Regions from separate parts of the Homo sapiens genome. Here region 1 is linked to region 2. A link is a contact called in ENCODE Hi-C or POLR2A ChIA-PET data. All regions are on one chromosome and are shown on one strand. Each heading gives the region's core, a stretch centred on a gene start or an enhancer-like site at or near the end of the contact. The rest is flanking DNA. Distances are from core to core; before and after follow the strand shown.

The links. A loop is a pair of places that touch in the nucleus more often than their neighbours do. ChIA-PET counts read pairs that join two places held with the same protein, here RNA polymerase II (POLR2A). Pooled maps may share reads with other maps.
Region 1: a loop to region 2 is called in a map of PC-9, with 4 times the contacts of the local background. The contact joins two enhancer-like sites. A Hi-C loop is called at or near these places in 2 of 168 maps with a recorded cell type or tissue (PC-9 and heart right ventricle) and 2 of 50 pooled maps. POLR2A ChIA-PET finds 5 or more read pairs at or near these places in 1 of 52 experiments (activated T-cell).

The regions. Positions count from the first base shown.
Region 1 is chr10:4,767,980-4,772,844 of GRCh38, forward strand. No RefSeq gene overlaps it. Among named protein-coding and RNA genes, the nearest start is that of AKR1E2, 56 kb to the right of the region's middle. Within about 2 kb of position 2,897, at least 9 of the 41 ENCODE cell types and tissues checked have a DNase peak (open chromatin) inside an H3K27ac peak, as active enhancers do.
Region 2 is chr10:4,267,567-4,273,081 of GRCh38, forward strand. No RefSeq gene overlaps it. Among named protein-coding and RNA genes, the nearest start is that of LINC00702, 26 kb to the left of the region's middle. Within about 2 kb of position 2,750, at least 5 of the 41 ENCODE cell types and tissues checked have a DNase peak (open chromatin) inside an H3K27ac peak, as active enhancers do.

The DNA.
Region 1 (4,865 bases), core at 1,647-4,146, 500 kb after region 2:
GGTGAATATTTGTCTCTTTTAGGATAAACAAAAAGGTAATATAGTTTCAGTGATTTTTATGGTTCTAGTATTGAAAAAGTTAACTGTATTCTTCCACCATGCTGCACATGAAACAGGCTTTTGTAGAGTCCTCTAGAAAGTCTATAGTTTAGGTGGCTGTGGAGGCTGCACAATTCCTGTCTCAGGCCATGTGAGCTGAGCACCCTGAAAGCAATGAAAGAACTGGGAAGACATCTTTCAATGCTGAAATCTGAAACCTGTCCTTGAATATGAGAATAATGGATTCCAAATTCTACAAAACATTATGGAATCATATTGCAATATTTGGAAGCAACCTCGCAGCTGCCCTCTGGAACTGCTGATAAACATGATGGTCATAAGCGTACACAACATGCAAAGCAAAAGTGATTGTGAATGGAATCCACATTTAGTTGAGCCCAGGAAGAACTGGCAATATGTTCTTGACTCAGTTTTGCCAAAAGAATCAGAGGATTCTCCTGGAATGCCAGCTTCACTGGTTGGAACTCTTCTGGAATCCAGGACAGTCTGTGATTTATTCACAACAAAGGTGAGGTCGGATATGCTCAGGATATGCAAACTTATTTTTGCATATGCCTGCAATACATAATCAGCATGAATAAGGTTGTACAATTTGGATAGCCGACAGCATAATTTGCTTTATGTCTTTCTTTATTCCCTCTGACCTCACCCTCTACTTAGGTGGGGGCTATGGAACTAAAGAAAGATCATAGAGAAATAGAGAAATTCATTAAGGGGCCCCTTAATGTTCAAGGGTTTTCCTTCCTAGGGCCACATTCCAGGATTCCTAAAGTCAACAAGAGACACTACTTCCATGCCAGAACACTCCAGTGAAACCCACGTTTTCATTTCTCTTTCTACAATGGAGTCAATGGGTTTGGATGTGTTCCTTTCTAGATTGCTTTTTGGCTTTCATAAATTGTATGAGAAGTTATTTAATTGACTTTGATATGGGGGAAAGCAGTAAATATTTAAATCTGATGAGGATGCTTTTGAAGGAAAATCATCCTGGCCCCAGGATAGCTCATCTTGCTTAACATATTTAGGGCTGGGCAACAGAGTGAATGGAAATGTCAGGAAGAACATAATCCAATCCAACTAGTGACTGCACAAGCCAGGCCTTATTAAATAAGGTGACAGCCAAGAGGGCACTGGAAGCCCATTGCCCTAACTCAGTTAGTCCTGTGTGCTTTCAAGAGTCCTAAACAAAGGGGAATTTGAAATAACAAATTTGAACACAGTCAATATGCAAACACATAACTCATAAGAAGGCATATTGATATTAAAATTTTAAAGTGTAAAGGTGCTATAGATATCTCGGCCAAGTTATCTCTGACTTTTTCAATGATATTTACAAATCTGTCAATTGGTATGCTTTAAATATTTTTTAATCCATTCTTATGGTTACTTATTAATAACTTTTATAAACTTTATAGTATATAAAATGAATTCAAATTTCCTTATCATGTTGAATATAAGTTCTGGTTTCCCAGTTCCATCTTCAAGATAGCTGATTGACAGTATATGACTAAGAAATAGGACTATAATTGCTAATGGTTTGCTTTTTTATATAGGAAACAATACAAATGAAGATTAGAATTTTTACTATTTTTTTAACAAAATTAGCAAATCATGCACTTACAGACTCAAACACAAGCCTAAGTAAGTAGACAAGCATTTATTGTATCCACTGTACAATTCTTTCTCACCATTACGGAAATTAGCTTATTCCTGGATGGTTCAAAAGCTTCCTAAACACATGGAATTTAGATAATTACAAAAGGTTTTTATAATGGAGCCTCTTTTGCAAATCAATATAAAATTGTTAGCTGACCTGGAAGGGGGCACGGACCGGAAAGCCATTTGTTTTAATGGAGTCTTAAGAAAACTGCATAAAAAAGAATATGCTGTTAACGTCTTCCTAATAAATCAAAACAAGAGACTATTTGTAATATAGTAAATGTAACTTTGAGAAAATTTAATTATATTTTTTTAAAAGAATAATCCTGAATGTTGACTTGGAAACCACAGATTTCAGAACTTGCCTCTATATTACCAATATTTCTTTTCATTGATGCTCTAACCTCTAAAAACTAATAGTAAATGATACATCAAAATGCTAACCAACCTACAAAACTGAGTACTCCAATGTTTCTGAGAATTATTTGGGATATAAATTTAAAGCTCATATATGAATAAAATTATAATAAACTCATTCTGCAAGATTATGTATTAATCCAAATAAAATATATATTTGATTTTTGAAAATGTCACAACTTTAAAGAATTAAAATTTACATAAGATGAGAGAGGTTTTAATACACAGTTTAAACATTTGGAGGCTGAAATTAACTTTGATTCCAGCATTTTTTGCTTTCTGATTTCAAATAATTATGACGTTTAAAAATAATCAAAATATCTCAAAGTAATATTTTATGTTATAATTGGTTTGTTTTTACTTTGCCGTGAATTAGTATACTAGTTACAAAAATGGAAGCTGATTGGAAAAAAATAGAAAAATGTCTTAAAAACTTTTTGAGGGGTCATTTATTTTTTTAAGAAGTAACATGTATCTAATGCTGTCTTGGATACACTAAAAAGCACTTAAGACATATGTGAATTCACTTAATAAAATTGTTTTCCATATAAATATTATTTAAACTCCCTAAAATATTGTCTTTTTCTTTTCTTATTAAGGTATAAAATTTCTTTGCCTATTTCTAGAATTAATAAACAAGTTGCTATGAGCAACTTGGGAGAAACACAATAAGATTCTTTAAAAACTTTTTTTTCCGTTTCTTTTTTTAAGTTTTCCTGTTGGCCTGACTCATTGTGCTCTCACATCCCTTTGAAACCATATGGGGAAGTAATAAAGTGTGTCTCTTCTTCCAAAGATATGCACTGTTTATTAACTGACTAAGGGAAATACTATGAGCTCATTACTATTTGTCATACATGGTCATTCAATCACATTGAGCAACAGACAAGACCAGGAAACACCCGTGTAAAAGGACAATGGATAATGGGCAGTTTAACAGTTTAATTTTTTATGAGAAAAAAAAGAAGTTGAATATGACCTTAGATAAAATACAAAATACAGCAATAGTAACACTGCTGGCCATTTCTATTCAACAACAAACTCTCTGTTCTCTGCAGAGACTAGGAGGCAGGTACAGGATTCTGCCTACAAATAACTTTCTTTCTTTAGCACCAAATTGTGCCCAGTGTAGCACCACTTATTGTCCAAAGAATTAAAAGCCTTCAGCAGCAGATATTATTATTGTCTTTCAAAGATCTCCTTCCTGGGAATTCCATCACATGTAAACATATGCTTAAGGATTTAGCTCCATCTACAGGAAGCAGAAAATAAAACAAATTATTTGTAAATACAAAGTCCTCTCTGCACACATCCATTTAGATAAGATTGTTTTTGCTTCTTCCAAATGATGCTTTTGGCTGAGAAAGTTCCAGCGGAGAAAGGAGAGCAGTTAGAGTAGGAAATGGGCATATGACTCATCCATTCCTGGGGTTTTGAATCAGAAGAAAATCTGATTCTACTTCATTAAATAAATTTCTATAAAAAGCAGCCATTTATAAAACATGACTTATGAAACATATTGCCAAGGAGGAAGCCTCTCCCAGGATTTTGCAGGGATTTATCAAACAAGAGTCCCTGAATGTTAAAGTTTCAGATAATTCTGTCTCTGGATGTGGGTTTCATTCCCCTTCTTCCCCATAAACTTCCTATCCTCTGAGAATATGTGCCACCCCCCATAACTGTGTCCACTGAGCCAGATCCCAGGACAAAGGGTGTCAAGGAGGGTTGGAGGAGATGGCTTGGGAAAACCTGCCAATATCCTTTCTCAAAACAATGGCAGAAATCTGGGTGCTGTCTTCTTTCCTGCTCCACATTAATTGACAATAAACATAGCTATTTACTTAAGAGGAAAGCGGAAACTCAGAAATGGTTTGGTCACCAAAAACCACAAATGAAATATTCCATTTTCCCCAAAGTCATATTTATCCACTCTTAAACAACCTTCTAAAGAAGAGCGCATCGTTAGTTGGACATGTTAGTCAAGCCACGTCCTTGCCATGGAATGTTCTTCAGAGCATTGAGTGGAGATCATGTACCTCCACATTCCCGGAAGCATATGCCTCATGTTTCTTCATTGAATAATTCAAATCTAAAATTAGGGGTAAAATGCTCTATTGTACAAAGATGCTGCCTTGTTTATATACCCAATTTCCATTTCTAAATAAATGTACAGTAGCTCTGAATGAAGAAACTGCGTTTGGGTTAATCCTTTGTACCAAGAATAATGACTAGGCTCCAACCTCAATCCTGCATGAGTTTATACTGAAACTTCACCATGTGTATGAAACTATACTTACTCATCAAATCATTTTATTCCAGAGTAAGGAGAAGATCTGCCACAAAGAGAAACACCCAACTCTACCCCAGAGATGCTACAATTCTCAAATTCCATAAATTAGATGTTTTTCAGCCTCAAGCCTTTCAAGTCTCCTTCAGATTTCTATTACTTTTGCGTGAACGATAAACTCATAAAATGTAAGGTTCTGCTCTATTAAATAATGCATTATGGATGTCATATGATTTTGTAAAAGCTTCATAACATTTCTAAGCAAATAAATTATAGAAACTCTGGGTAAAGGTAGTAGATTAGACACATGCTCGCCTATGTCTGCTCCTTCCACAAATCCTAAGGAAATTATAGAGAAGAAGTATAAATTCACAGACAGGTGACTGAAAGGAGAGGCTGCAGTGGATGAGATACATTAACAAATATTTGGGCGGGATGGTGG
Region 2 (5,515 bases), core at 1,500-3,999:
GTGCTCCACCTGCTGGAAACATTTCCAAGGATCCTGTCTCCTTTTACAAACTGTATTTATGATGGTAGCCCCTGTGATGATGAGTTACATGTATTCTGTTCTCTGTGCTACTCAAATAAAAAGTGGTAGCTGTTCCATTTCGCTGTTTCAGGAATGTAAGAAAAATATGAAACTGGAAGATCCTTGCTCTAAAGAGTAAAAATTCAAAAAACAGAAAAGGTTTTCAGTACTGTGAGAAATGGTTTATGAGTCTTTGCTAAGAAGTGGTATTATCTATGAGGGCAATAAATATGAAGGTCCCAGTGAAATTTAACTTTTGGGGAAAGTTGCTATCTTAATCAGCTTGGATTTCAGACAAATGTCTGATGGTGAAAATTTAAACAAAATAAGAAAAACAAAGAAAAAATAAGCTTACTAAAACAAAATAAAGTGACACAATGAGACACTGAGAAAATACAATGGAGGCTGAGTATTCAGGATCAAAAGACTCAGTGTTTTACTAGGACTTCCTATGGAAAAGTCTTCATTCGATTAGACAGATAAATTTGATTCCACTTTATTGAAATGATCAAGAGGTATGTGCAAGACTTCAGGAATCCTAAGTGACGTTTAAAGCGTTTTTAAGCCGTGGGAAGATCTGGCGTGACTTATTGTATTTGAAACTTCAGAGCAACTCCAAAGGCAAACCCAGCTCAGGGAAGACACATTGTTACTTGTACTCAATAAGTAGATGCTAAGAAACATAACATGCTTCTTACCTCAAGGCTGAGGTTAAGATGGTAAATTGAGTTTTCAAACGGACAGTAACACAATGCCCATCACAGCTGTACCTAGACCCGGAGCCTGATAAAATCTGCCGCTCTACCCCGACCACGCCACGTGTCTCAGCACGTATTTGTCTGTTTTCACACTGCTGATAAAAACATACCCAAGACTGGGAAGAAAAAGAGTTTTAATTGGACTTACAGTTCCACATGGCTGGGGAAGCTTCAGAATCATGGCGAGAGGCAAAAGGCACTTCTTAAATGGTGGCAGCAAGAGAAAATGAGGAAGAAGCAAAAGCAGAGACCCGTGATAAACCCATCAGATCTCATGAGATTTATTCACTGTCATGAGACTAGCATGGGAAAGACTGGCCCCCGTGATTCAATTACCTCCTCCTGGGTCCCTCCCTCTACACGTGGGAATTCTGGGAGATACAATTCAAGTTGAGATTTGGGTAGGGACACAGCCAAACCATATCGCAGCATTAATTATTTCTACCTACCTATACTTGCCACAAGCTTTGCCATGGACACGGGGATGGGAAAAGAGATAAAACTAGACAGATAGGAAAAACAAAGTGGCTTAGGACTGGCCATTGACTTGAAGAAGGGAAACATGAGAAGAGATGAAAACTCTCCATGGGAGTTCAAGCTCCTTCCTTAGGGGAGGTGGTGTAAAGAGGAAATTTAGGAGATGCATAATGAATGCTGCTTCCATGCCAGAGAACAGTGTAGGAAATTTCATTTCCTTAATTTAAGAGGATTCTAACTCATGCTTGAGCAAATGGATATAGAAAAATGTTATGAATGATAAATTATTTTGTACTATTTTGTTTTAAAATAACCCATATCATTTTATAGCATGAAAATTCACTCAAATGTTGAAGCTATCATAGGTCTTTAGCAATGAGCTTTCTCCCAGGGAAGAAAGTGAAGAAAACAATTCAAAGGTAAGGCTAAAGGTGACCCAAGATTTAGAATTGGGCTCATCGGATTTCAGATTCTGCATGTGACTAAGTCAGAGCCAATGCAGTCTTCACTTCATGTCAGCAAGAGCCACACTCTGAGTGCCAAACACAGCAAGATATTGCAAGGTTTGCATGATATTCATGGCTCAGGAACATAATATAATCACAAGCAAACTTAAAAAAATCAATTAATTCTTACCTTCCAGGCAATAAAATATCCAAAAATCACAAACACAGATTTGACTCTATAACCGCTATTGCTAATGATCCCTGGCTAAAATGAGCATGTGAGCCAGGCATAGTGGCTCATGCCGACAATCCTAACACTTTGGGAGGCAGAGGCAGGAGGATTGCTTGAGGCCATGAGTTCGAGACCAACCTGGGCAACAAAGTGAGACCCTTTCTCTACAAAAAATTTAAAAAAAATTAGCCAGGCATAGTGGCACACACCTGTAGTCCCAGCTACTGGGGAGGTTGAGGCAGAAAAATCACTTGAACTGAACAGTTTGAGGCTGCAGTGAGCCATGATTGTGCCACTGCACTCCAGCCTGGGTGACAGAGTGAGTCCCTAGCTCAAAATAAATAAATACATACATACATACATACATACATAAATAAAAATTTAGAGGTTAGCATAGGATTTTTTTTTTTTTTTGGAAATGAAATTTCTATTGCTTTTAAAAAAATACAAATCGATTTGTGGTGGTTCTGCGATGATCCCACACAAAGGGATATTCTACATTTCTTTTCCCTTAGGCTTGGGCCACCCTAGCTTTAGGAAAACTGTACATTTTCCCTGTTTTAGCTATACTTTGTAAAACTATTAGAAATGCCTGAGAGAGAAATGGGAAGAGAGCAAACAGGGACTGTGTAATGTGTTTGTTTCCTTTACATTCCTTTGTTGCATGTTTGCTAAATTCCTGTGAGTTTAGCCTTAAGGGTTTGAGATTCGGGACTACTGGGCAGGACCTGCTCACCGGCTGCCCATAACCGTCACAGTAAGAGAACACAGACAGCCACAGGAAGTGAATCTTGGAGCTGTGATGTCATCTCGGCTACTACATGTGTATCTGTTCTTACTTAGCCTGGAGAGCATTTGGGGAAGGATAAGAATTAGGCAGAGGATAGACAATGGGCAAAAAGTTTTGTAAGGGAAACTGTCAGTTAGCAAGAATGCACATGAATATATAAGCACAATGACTTGTCAGTTTGGTACTAGGTGATAGGGTGAGTTTTGGGAAGGGATGTTAATTTTAGTCTCCAGTTTTGCTGAGGTCATAATTTTGATTCATTTTTTTTAAGTTTTCATTTTATGCCAGTAGATGAAGCAGATAATCAGCCTTACCTCCAGGTACTCAGAAGGTACTTGCCCAGGGCTGCACAAGTTGCACCAATGATGACAATAAGAGGGGCATTTACAGTTTACATAGTGTCTGAGATTTTAGAATTTATTATGAAGAATAAAAAAAGGTATAGGGAATAACATAATGAACCGCCAGCTTTCTTAAATCTTCATATTTTGGCATATGCATTTCACACTTTTCAAAGAAATTAAACTAAACATGAGGTCCCTTATTGAGCCCTGAAATACCCCTTTTCTCCCCTTTTGAGATAACCTGTTACCCTTAATTTGTTTTCAGTCACCCTATTCATATTTTATGCTACCTTTATATATGCATATTCATGAATTTTTCATGCAGTGCTTTATCTATTTTAAAATTTAAGTGTCTCACACTGCACATTCCATTTCTTACATATTTTTGTCACAAAGTTTTTGGAGAATTTATTCTGTTACCCAAGCAAACTTGTTAACTGTTTTGTAGTATTCTGTGGTGTGAATATTTCAGTTATTTTTCTTTTCTTCTGTTATGCTCCTTAAGACTGATTCTAATAATAGTGCACGGAGTGAAGGATGTTTTATTTTTTTTTTTGCTAGTCTTTTTTAGGAACATGTGTCTAGGATTTGCTGGTAGCATGCAGCTCCTTTTGCAGTTCGTTTAGCAGGCACAGACACACTTAGCTGCTGCAGGGTACCACGCTTATCCAGCCTTGGTCCCAGAAGAAGACAGGAGTAGCGTAGGGAGCTGTAGTCTCCAGCACACTCCACAGAACACCAGCAACAACATGCAGGGGCCGCAAGCCGCTGAAATGCGGGAGCTATTTGTTGCTGCAGCTTCCAATTAAATCTGACAAAAGTGAGGAGGCAGTCACCAGTGTCATACATGTGAGATCTCAAAAAAAAGTTCTCTTTTTTTCAGAAGGCAATTGGATGTATGTTCCATTTTGATTTTTTTAAGTCAGTGTACTTAATGAGTTGACAATATTTTAATGTGTTCAGTCAGAATTTAGGGAAGAATGAAATTTTCCCACAGGGAAATAAAAAGATTTCTGCGACAGAGCAGCAACCAAAGGGACATTTACTTGGGTCCCCTGGGGCCTCTGCCTCTGCTGCAATCTGACGGTGGCTCTGCAACTGGTACCCAGTGGCCAGCCCAGGGCTTCTCTCAGTTGTTATCCTGGAAATTCCCTTCTGTTTTACTCAGTGCTGATTACCTATTCCCAAAATCTGACTGTTCTCATCCTTGACCTAACCCCTCATTTCCTTTGTTCTACTTTCTAGGTTCTAGGATATTTCCTTCTCATTGTATTTCACACCAAATCCTATTTCTTGGCTATCTGAATGTTCCTTTTATCTTTTCTTGATTTTTTTATTATTTCAAGAAGGTAATATTTTATCATATGTTTATGGATAGTACAGATTGTTTTAAGCAAGATTTCTTTTTTTTAAGTTGTTTTCTAATATTTTTCATTTTTTTCTTTTTTTACACTTCGCCTCATTTTCCCATTTAATGTAAGTTTGAGGCTTCCTTCAGGTATCTACAAATGTGATTACTTGGTAAAACTGCATGACTGTCTCCAGTTTTACTTAATGCCACCAAATTGCTCTTGAAGGGCCTGTGCCAATTTAGTGTCATGAGCAGAGAATGAGCATTTATGTCACCCACCCACCCACCCGGGTTTTTAACATTCAGTGACCAAGATAAAACACAGCACCACCTTCTACTTGTCTAACTTTCTTAGGTCTCAGGGGACAAGCTTTGGAAATTTAATTTCCTCAATAACCACCCCGTTAAAGTATTCTGAGTTTTGAGTGGTTCTTGACTGCTGTATTGTTTCATTAAAAGTGCATTCTTTTTTCATGGATTTTTTAATAGAAGTTTGTGTTTTAGATTTATTTTATATATATATATATATATATATATATATATATATATATATATATATTTTACCTCGCAAACATAAACAGGGTATAGAATTAACACAATTTGTTTTGCTTTTGTTTGTAGAATTCTTGATTTTTTAGATCTTTTGGAATGAAATGTATGAATGTTGTTCTGCAAAAGATTTTGTATTTTACTCTTACTTGTAAACTGGATAGACCTATTTATTCAATAATATAAATGGGAATATTCTGTGTTACAACGACTTATTTCAATCTACAGTTGCTTGTGGCTTTTTGTCCTTGTAGAATGTGACATCTATATTAACAAATATTGTGATGGAAAAGTAGAAATAGGTTTATTGACATTTCAAAGGGACAGTTTTATGGCATAATTACTTTATAAGACTAGTACATTCATTTGAATGACTAGAACTAATTAATATGGTGAATAAAATTTAACTTCCTTGAGAAAAATCATTAATGGCCATTTTGAAAGAAGATGATGAAATAATTTGTGTTATTTCAAAATAAAAGAGGATTACATTTTAATCTAGATTTCT